Linked DNA regions of Homo sapiens: region 2 is linked to region 1. A link is an interaction called in ENCODE POLR2A ChIA-PET data of the cell type or tissue named here. Cell type or tissue: MCF 10A. All regions are shown on one strand. Each heading gives the region's core, and the rest is flanking DNA. Links, peaks and the distances in the headings are about the cores only. Region 1 overlaps ANO6 (anoctamin 6). Region 2 has its middle 23 kb from the start of ANO6.

What was found. Peaks named below come from ENCODE experiments on the same cell type or tissue, not always from the same donor. Only the 100,000 strongest peaks of a DNase experiment are listed, where the experiment ranks them.
Region 2: POLR2A ChIA-PET joins it to region 1 with 5 read pairs; 2 of 35 experiments call an interaction of 5 or more read pairs at or near these places.

Annotation. Positions count from the first base shown.
Region 1 is chr12:45,287,693-45,293,081 of GRCh38, forward strand. The region is part of intron 1 of ANO6 (anoctamin 6); the gene reads left to right. Among named protein-coding and RNA genes, the nearest start is that of ANO6, 74 kb to the left of the region's middle. In MCF 10A, for the core only: no CTCF peak of the experiment used is centred there; a DNase peak (open chromatin) is centred at 2,699.
Region 2 is chr12:45,190,624-45,196,012 of GRCh38, forward strand. It overlaps the pseudogene PLEKHA8P1. Among named protein-coding and RNA genes, the nearest start is that of ANO6, 23 kb to the right of the region's middle. In MCF 10A, for the core only: no CTCF peak of the experiment used is centred there; no DNase peak of the experiment used is centred there.

The DNA of each region.
Region 1 (5,389 bases), core at 204-5,203:
ATTTACTGAAGTGGGAAAGGCAAGGTATAGCAAACCTCTTTTGAAGGGAAGACACAGTGGAGGGTAGATATGCTAAAACTGGGATGCTTCTTGATGTGTTGGTCTTCTGTTCATTGTGGAAAATTTGGAAAACGTCAAGTATTAAAATATTAAAGATCACCTGACATCCCACTACTCCTTATCCTTTTGCTTACATTTTTTTAACCCCATATAAGTCTTAGATCATATAAAACATAACAATTTTTAAAATTATATACCCTTTAGTTTATTGGAAAATGGCTTATGGCAAGGGGGAGAGTTAAAGTAGAGGTAAGATGATAAAAGCCCCAGCACCACGAGAGTCCCCTCCACCCGTCAGATGGTCGTTATGGACTGAAGCCTCAGAAGAGCTCTCCCTAAAGGACAGCAGAGCATGTAGTAGGTCTCATTCCTGCTCACCCATCTAGGTGTTAGAAAGCACCTACTGCCTGGTACAGCCTAGCCTACAACAGCTAAAGGATTATTTTTTTAAAGCTACACTTTTTTGTGTGTGGTGGTGCAATACACATAATCTAAAACTTACCATTTTAACCATTAAGTGTATAGTTCAGCACTTAAAAGCATTAAGTACATTCACATTGTTGTGCAACCATCACCACCATCCATCTCCAGAATCATTTTCATCTTGAAAAAGGTTGTTACTGAAACTACCAATTAAACAATAACTCCCCATTCCCCCTTCTCCTGGCAACCTCCATTCTACTTTCTGTCTCTGTGAATATGACTATTCTAAGTACTTCATATATGTGGAATCCTACATTCTTTGTCCTTTTGTGACTGGTTTATGTTGCTTAGCCTGATGTCCTCAAGATTAATCTATGTTGTAGTATATGTTTGAATTTTCTTCCTTTTTAAAGCTGAATAATACTCCATTATGTTTTATTACCCATTTCATCAGTCAGTGGACACTTGAATTGCTATTGTAAATGTTGCTATGAACATGGATGTCCAAATATTTGTTAGAGCTCCTACTTCTAATTCTTTTGGGTATATATTATAATACATAACTTTTTTGTTTGTTTGTTTTGTTTTGTTTGACGGAGTCTCACTCTGTCGCCCAGGCTGGAGTGCAGTGGCACTATCGCAGCTCACTGCAAGCTCCACCTCCTGGGTTCAAGCCATCCTCCTGCCTCAGCCTCCCGAGTAGCTGGGACTACAGGCGCCTGCCACCACGCCCGGCTAATTTTTGTATTTTTTTTTTAGTAGAGACAGGGTTTCACCGTGTTAGCCAGTAATATATAACATTTTATAATCTACTTTTTCACATAGAGATATATTGCTGAAATTTTCTGTCATGAATATTCTATAAATTATTTTAAATAATTGCATTATATACAGTCATATAGCTGTACCCTAATTGATTTAAGCAATCAAGTATTTCCTAGTAGAATTATAAGATCAAAGGGTATGAATTATTTTTATTTTATTATTATTATTACTTTTTTTTTTTTTTTGGACATGGTCTGACTCTGTTTCCCAGGCTCAAGTGCAGGGGTGCAATCTCAGCTCACTGCAACCTCCACCTCCCAGATTCAAGCTATTCTCCTGCCTCACCTTCCTGAGTAGCTCGGATTACAGGTGCCTGCCACCACACCTGGCTAATTTTTGTATTTTTTCAGTAGAGATGGGGTTTCACCATTTTGGTCAGGCTGATCTTGACCTCAGGTGATCCACCCGCCTTGGCCTCCCAAAGTACTGGGATTACAGGTGTGAGCCACTGTGCCCAGCCGGGTGTGAATAATTTTAAAGCTTTTGCTATACTCACCAAATTGCTACCCAAAAAGCTTATACCACCCCACACTGCCAGTGTGTTTATTCCCAGCATCTTTGCTAATATTAGATATTAATGACTATTTTCTGTTCATTTGGATAATTAAAAGTAGTATATCAATTCTGATTTTCCTTTTATCCAAATTTAGGATTTACTTTCTGAGTTAGAGTTTATTTGTAGCTGATTACTGGGGGAAATACTAATTTGGTAAATACTCAATTTGTGAGATGATTAGAGGAAATGAGACCCTATGGGGTCTTTCCCTTTTCCAGTCAATTAGTTTTTCATTTGAAGGTAATTGGCCAACCTTTTGCTCTGTGTGTATATGACAAGCAGCTGTACTGAGGTTTTGTGTAATCTGTTATTGGGTGCTGAATATATTCGTAGTTATTACAGGCTCACAATTCCTTAGAATTCAAACATCCATAAAGTGCTGAAAAAAATTTTTTTGGTAATTCCTTTGGTTATAAAACCTGACAGAGCTGAACTCATTTGATGTAGATATCTGACCTCAACCAACACAAGACCATTTACATTTTTCATTATCCTCCCCCTCAAATGAATATTTATATTATCTGGCTGCAAAATATGAATGTGTTTGGGTAAGGCATGCTGTTCCAGACTTCACTGGGGGTGCATTAGTAATAGAGACAATATATACATGTAAAATTTTTTTTTTTTTAATTCTGAAAAATTCTGAATTCTGAAACACTAGGTTTTGGCATCACAGGTTTTGGATAAGGTCATGTGAACCTATAGCGGCTTTTTTTTTCCTTTCATTTTTATGTTCTCATTCCTTCTAGGCAGCAAAAACTGGTTTTGAAATCAGGCCTACTCTGATAGGTTAAGCATGAAGTTATGACTCAAATGTACTTGGAGCTGAAAGACAATAGGAATTTAAAAGTGGTGTCTTCTTTCATCCCCAGGCCATGTGCAATCACTATAATCTGGGAACTGACAGGTCAGCGACTAGAACCAAGTTTCAGCTAAGCCACAACCAGTTGCAAACCCAGGATAATGTTGAACTGAGAGCCTGAGGGTCTTAGGAGACCTGAACCAGTTAGACTGTGAAGCAATAGTAGTAGTGTTCCAAGATGTTATTGGAACATATTTCTACAATTAATACTGTTTGCCATTTATAGAATATCAGCTGTCTAAACCAGGCTTTTAAAATACCAAATTGGCAAAATTAAATAATATTACTCTTCAGCTATCTATTTTTAATGGTAAATCTAAGTTTTTAAAAGTCTGTTTATTAAATGCTAAAAGTTGCAGAAATGAAAAAGCAGATCCACAATTTCATATGAGATGGCAAGTTGTCCAAATACCAAAACAATTCTGAAAAAGAATAAAGTCAGAGGATTCATGGGTTCTGATTTCAAAACTTAATGACAAAGCTACAGTGATCAAAATAGTGTGGTCTTGGGTACAGATAGATATATAGACTAATGGAATAGAATCAAGAGTCCAGAAATAAACCCACATGTCAATGGCCCAACTGGTTTTTGAAAAGCGTGCCAGATACACTCAATGAGGAAAGAAGAGTCTCTTCAACAAATGGTGCTGCAGCAACTGGATTTCCACATGCGAAAAGAGCAACGTTCAATCCCACCTCACATCACAGACAAAAATTAACTCAAAATGGATTAACCCACGTGCAAGAGCTAAATTCATGAAGAAAACATAAGGGAATAACTGTTGGGCATGGTGGTGCATGCCTGTAATCCCAGCTACTCAGGAGGTTGAGGCAGGAAAATCGCTTGAATCCAGGAGGCGGAGGTTGCGGTGAGCCAAGATCGCGCCATTGCACTCCAGCCTGGGCAACAAGAGTGAAACTCCGTCTCAAAAAAAAAAAAAAAAAAAAAAACACAAAGGAAAATCTTTATGACCTGGATTTGGCAGTAGATTCTTAGATATAACATCAAAAACATGAACAAAAAAAAAATTAAAAATAGATAACGGGACTTGAGAAAATTAAAAATTTTTGTGCATCAAGGGATATTAAAAAAGTGAAGGCAGCTTACAGAATGGGAGAAATATTTGGAAATCATGTATCTGATAAGTCTTTAATATCCAGAATATATAAATAACTCCTGAACACAGCAAAAAGACAGACTCAGTTGGAAAATAGGCAAAGGACTTGAGCATTTTTGATGTTTTTCCAAAAGAATATGTACAGATATCTAATAGCACAGGAGGGAATGCTCAACATCATTCACCATTAGGGAAGTGAAAATCAAAACCACAATACCACTTTACACCTACCGGGATGGCTACTATTTTTTTTTTTAATCAAATAAGAGCACACAAAATAGTAAGTGTTGGTGAGTATGTAGAGAAATTAGAACCCTCATACATTGCTGATGGGACTGTAAAATGGTGCAGGCATTGTGAAAACAATTTGGCAATTCCTTAAAAAGCAAACATAATTATCGTACGATCCACAGTTCCAAATCCTAGATATACACCCAAAAGAATTGAAAACAGGGACTCAGATACTTGTATAACAGTGCTCGTTGCAGCATTATTCACAATAGCCAAAAGGTGGAAACAACACCCGTGTCCATCCACAGATGAATGGGGTAAATACAGCGTAGTATATCTGTACAACGAAGTATTATTCTGTCATAGAAAGGAACAAAGTTCTGATATATGCTACAACTTGGATATAACTTGAAAACATTATACTAAGTGAAATAAGCCAGAAACAAAAGGACAAATATTGTATAACTCTATTTATATGAAATATATTAAATAGGCAAATTCATAGAGATAGAAAAAAGATTAGAGATAACTAGGGACTGGGGAAAAGGGGAAGGGGAAATGGGGAATTCGTGCTTAATGGTTAGAGTTTCTGGGGTGATCAGAAACATTTTGGAAATAGTGGTGATGGCTGTGCAACATTGTGAATGTAATTATTGCCACTGAATTATATATTTTAAATGGCTAAAGTGGCAAACTTTATGCTTATATATTACGTTACTGCAATAAATTTTTTTAAGATGGTAAGAGAACTAATGAATTCACAGTGAATCTGATAGGTTTGCAGTGTACATTGAGTTTTTCTATAAAAGCATTAGGTAATCCAGTTGTGTGTGAGAATCAGTAATGTGATAGTTGTTTCCAGCTCTTCCAAAGGACGCATGTTTAACTTCTAGATGTATTTTTAGAGCTGAACTGTTGGGGCAGAGGAGGCTTGTAGGAATAGGGGAAGAGTTCATAAGCAGAGCTGAAACAACACCAAACATGGAAATGTTACAAGGTGGAGAAATTGTGCTTACTGAAACTCTTCTCAGAAATATTGCTGTTTGTGGATGATAGAAATCTTCAGAGTTGTCACTTAAGGTAGAGGTAGGAGGGTAAGAAGCGTCAAGGACTCACCGAATTGTCCATTCCCCCTTTTGTTCTGCTGTGGAATGTTTTGTGCTGCTGGTAAGAACATGTTCCTATTTGGTGAGTTGCTGGAACAGTGAGCAGTGGGCAGAGTGCCGGGGAGGCTCCTTTTTTATAAATATTGTCCAAATATTTGATGAGTATTTGGTCTTGAAGGGACACTGTATTATTAGTCTGCTTTGTGTG
Region 2 (5,389 bases), core at 214-5,213, 97 kb before region 1:
GTAGAATCTCCTAAGTTTCAGCTGGGCACAGCACTACTCAGCCATAAGCTACATTTCCCAGCCTCGCTTGCAGCTAGATGGGGCCATGCAGCTAAGTTCAGGTTAGCAGGATGTAATTTGAAAGGATTTCCACAATTTGGGGGCATCTACTTTGAGACAAAGCTACTTGCCTTGAATATTGTCTTTCCCCCTTCCCATAGGCTGAAACATGACTATGATGGTGACCTAGCTTTGGCCATGCAGGAGATGACAGTGGCAAGAGAAGGAAAATCTGGGTTTCAGATCGACATCATGGAGCAGAGCTGCGCCAACAACCTGAAATGCATGCTCACAGTGGCCTGTTAAGAGGGACAGAAATATAAACATTAATGAATGAAACCACTATATTTCGCAGTCTCTTTATTACAGCAGTTCAGACTATAACCTTGAAAATATCCTTGCTATGTGCCCTTTGTGTTTAACCCCTCAGAATCTCAGTTTCCTCTTCTGTAAACTGGGGATAATTTCTACCACACATCCACGATGTTGAAGACTAAATGAGAAAACCAGAACCTCACACGAGAGGTGCCCAATGAATACAGCTGATCCACCAACAAGATTCTCCAGTAAATCTCCAATGTCTAGCACAGTGCCCAGCACATAGTATGCCCTCAATAAATATTTATTGAAAGAACAACTACTCAGCCACAGGCCAATCAGAGTGGAAGTTGTAAGTGCCCAGAAATCCTGAGTGATAACACTCCTATTGTGAGGATTAATTGATGCCACATATGTGAAAGTCCTTAGCAAATGCATGACTCATACGTAGTAAGGCACTCAAATAAAAGTTTTCATCAGACTGTAAGCTTCTTGAGGATGAGTTCTGTGTCTTGTTCACCACTATGTCCCAAGTGAACAGCCCACAGTAAGAGTAAGTAAATATTTGTTGCATGAGGAGAACATTGATATACAATGGGTGAGCTATTTTTATCCCCATCAGGTATCTTCTTCCCACACAAAAGAAGGAAATTGACATACAAAAGTTAAGCAATTTGCCCAAGTTGACACAGCTTCTAAGTAGCATAGTAAAGACTTAAGCTAAGTTTACCCTTACTAGGTTCATATTTGGAGATCTTCTAATTTTCAACCTAGGTAGATACTCTTTTTTCTTTTTCTTTTCTTTTTTTTTTTTGAGACATAGTTTCACTCTTGATCTTGTCACCCAGACTGGAGTGCAATGGCGTGATCTTGGCTCACTGCAACCTCCACTTCCCGGGTTCAAGCAATTCTTCTGCCTCAGCCTCCTGAGTAACTGGGATTACAGGCGCCCGCCACCATGCCCAGCTAGTTTTTGTATTTTTAGTAGAGACGGGGTTTCACCATGTTGGTCAGGCTGGTCTCAAACTCCTGACCTCAGGTGATCTACCCACCTTGGCCTCCCAAAGTGCTGGGATTACAGGTGTGAGCCACCGTGCCCGGCCGATACTCTTTTTCTAGAGCAGACTTTAAGACAAGTATGAGGAGAGAATTGAAAAGAGGAAGCTGAGTTGGAATGTTTTCTCTCATTTTACAGATTTGCTTAGCACATAATATGAGGGTATACTCAGTGCTTAGCAAATCTGTAAAATACATAACCCTACAGCAGGGAACATTCTTCCCATTCCTTGCTTCTTAGAGGGCCTACACTGTTTAAAAGCATCTCCTCTCATTTTTTCCTCCTATTTATGTATAACTAGACCTTTTGGATCCCTATGGAAAAACAATTCAACAACTTTTTTTAAAGACTCATTGTTAAGTGACCAGATTAACAAATATTCACCCTTTAGCCTTGGGTAGTATTTATATCACAGAAGAGATAAAAGGAGAAGCCACCAGCATGGCTATCATGTTCTTACTCTAGCTGATTTGAAATGCCCTTTACACTTTCATCTTAACTACCAAAACAATAGATGAGTCACTGATCCTCAGCAAGATAAGTCACTGTTCTTCAGCGAGGGGATAAGCAGAACTAGTTCTCCTATCAGGATGAGGAGTTAATTATAAATGGTTTGGTTAGAGTGGGCTTGAGGAAATGCTGATGGGGGCAGGGTTCTTCTCTCTAGTGTATCCTCCCTCCCCGTTATCATTCTATAAACAGTTACTACTTTTAGAGGTGTATTGTTTTTAACAACTGTTTGATAATGAAGATACTGGCTGATTCCGTTTTAAGGTAGATGCTTTTGCAGGGATATTTTTAAATTAAAAAAAAAAAACAAAACAGGTAAGGATGAAAAGTTCCAGGTGAGAACAATGGCCCCTTTATAGCCTTTTTCTCTGTTTAGATTCAGAAATGCTGTCTCTATGGTATCCCTGGACTGCTTGCTGGCCTTTGAAAAATGGAAACCTATAAGTGATCGTCCTTCCATATTGCTTCTCGGGACCCACTGACCCCAATAAAATAAATTGATATTTATTTGTATTATATATTACATGTGTCCATGTGTTTGAGTGTGTGTATTTCCAGGTTTAGAAAGTTTGTACAAGTATTACCTGTAAATACTGTATTTGGTCTGAGACATCTATGAGGACATTTAATTTTTTTTCTGTCTTCATTCTTTCTTTTTAACCACTTTCTTCTCTTACCACTCATTAGTCTTTTTTTCTAACCTGATACACAAAGGTGGATATTGTTTAATGTGGCCATTTAGAAACCATGTCAGTTATCTTCCTGCCCTCTCTTCCGCCCCTGAATATGGGGAAGAAAGAGGCTCTGAAGGTTTGCTATCCTGGGTATAAGTATATGGACTCCCCTTTGTGAGAAGCTGTAGCCATGAAAGACAGAATCTGCCTTCCACCCAAGGTGGTTCCCTGGGGCCATGATTGCCTTTCCACATGGATGCTTTACACCTATGTGGAAAACAAGGCCACCCGACATTTACCCCAATGGTGGTAAAATACATAGGTGAGGAAGACCTCTGCCCCATACAGCCTTCCCTCACCTGAACTTCCTGTGAATTCTGAGGTCTGGACTAGGTCCTGATAGAAAAAAAAGAAAAAGGTCGAGTGTGGTAGCTCACGCCTGTAATCCCCGCACTTTGGGAGGCCGAGGCAGGTGGATCATGAGGTCAAGAGATCGAGATCATCCTGGCCAACATGGTGAAACCCCGTCTCTACTAAAAATACAAAAATTAGCTGGGCGTGGTGGCATGTGCCTGTAGTTGCAGCTACACGGGAGGCTGAGGCAGGAGAATCACTTGAACCCGGGAGGTGGACGTTGCAGTGAGCCGAGATCGCATCACTGCATGACAGCCTGGCGACAGAGCAAGACTCTGTCTAAAAAAAAGAAAAAAAAAAAAACCTTCTCAAAATAAAAAGGGAACAAAGGTGCATTTGAGAAGAGGGAGAATTTGGAGATGGACCAGGGTTTAAATTGTTGACTTAGTGAACAGAGGGGAAAAAATATTATGATGCTAGCAGCCTTTTCTGGAATTTCCAGACCTTTGGTAAAAATCCTAAGCCTTTTTTCTGTGTATGAGACATAGGAGTAGCAGGGAGGTGCAGGTAGGTGCAGCCAGGAGAGAAGAGGGAAAGGATGCAGATTTACGTCAGAGAGATTCCTTGTGAAGAAGTAACCATGTGACTTCTTCCTTTCACATCCAGTTTTTTTTTTTTGTATTTTTTTTTTTTTTTTTTTAGACAGAGTTTCACTCTTGTTGCCCAGGATGGAATGCAATGGCATGATCTCAGCTCACTGCAGCCGCCACCTCCTGGGTTCAAGAGATTCTCCTACCTCAGCCTCCCGAGTAGCTGGGATTACAGGCATGCACCACCACATTCGGCTAATTTTGTATTTTTAGTAGAGATGGGGTTTCTCCATGTTGGTCAGGCTGGTGTCGAACTCCCGACCTCAGGTGATCCACCCGCTTTGGCCTGCCAAAGTGCTGGGATTACAGCCATGAGCCACTACACCTGGCCTCACACCCAGTTTTAAAATATAGTCAATCTTCTGCTTGGAGGGTGGAGGAGCTATGATAGTACCAAGGGGCTAGTAAAACCAAATTAGGCTAAACATGGGTACAGCATGGATGTAAAATGAACTCCCTTAGTAATAATTACAATGTATACACAGAAAGATAATAATCATTCTCAAAAGTCATTCAAAAGTATAAAAACAATACATTAATGATTGTTTAGGAATACCATACCTTACATAAATTAGTGGGAGAAAAACTAATTATTGGTTAAAAAAAAAAACAGTCCATTATAATTATGTTTTTTAAGCTGAGCTTTCATTCCTGGGATCGAAATGAAAACACAATAGCCCCATTGCCTGCACAGTTCTTTCCTGCACTCAACAGCAGGGTTAGAATCCACAACCCGCTCTCAGGCTCCTTCCCCACAGCAGTCAGAGACAGTGTTCCCAGCGGGAAGGGACATCACACATCTGATTGTCAATGCAGAGGTGGCCCCACTGTACAATCTGGTTCAACTTTGCCAGTAAAAAAATAATGAATGGTTTCTCAGTTGCAATGGACTCCCAGGCTGCAAATCATGTAACCTGAGCATGGCCAGATGAACCAAGTGTGATCGATTTGTGCCCTGGAGCCAGCCAGAATGAAAAAGTCAACCACGCGCAGAACGTAGATACCAGGATAAAGAAATGGGGACCAAATTAAGAAGGAAGGGGTAACCTATTTTGTTGCAGTAGGAACTTAAAAACCAAGGACCCAACACCATTTTGTTGCATGACCCAATCAGATCATGCCTCCTTGCATTTCCCTGTCTCCCTCATAGTTACTCTCTGCCTATGAAACCTGCCCCTAGAACCAGCTCGGGGAGACAGATTTGATTGAGCATTGCTTCCTGTCTCCTTGCCGGTCAAACTTACAATAAAGCTTTTTCTTTTCTTAAAAATTGGTGCCATAGTACTGGCTTCTGTGTGCATCAGGAAGCAAGCCTATTGCTCGGTAACAGTACTTTGCAATAAGCACCATGTGGCATCCATGCATGGCTGCATTGTCCAGTCAAATGAGACAACTTCCTATGTGTTTACAGATTTTTAAGGCCAGGCGCGGTGGCTCACGCCTGTAATCCCAGCACTGTGGGATGCCAAGGCAGGCGGATAGCTTGAGGTCAGGAGTTCAAGACCAGCCTGGCCAACATGGCAAAACCCCATCTCTACTGAAAATACAAAAATTAGCTGGGTGTGGTGGCGTGCGCCTGTAATCCCAGCTACTCAGGAGGCTGAGGCACGAGAATTGCTTGAACCTGGGAGGTGGAGGTTGCAGTGAACCAAGATAGTGCCACTGTACTCCAGAGTGAGACTGTCTCAAAAGAAAAAAAAACGATTAAAAAAATTTTTTTACACATATATACATTGTAGAGTTATTTTTGCCTCTATTATCGAACATGGACTTTAGAAAGATCCTAG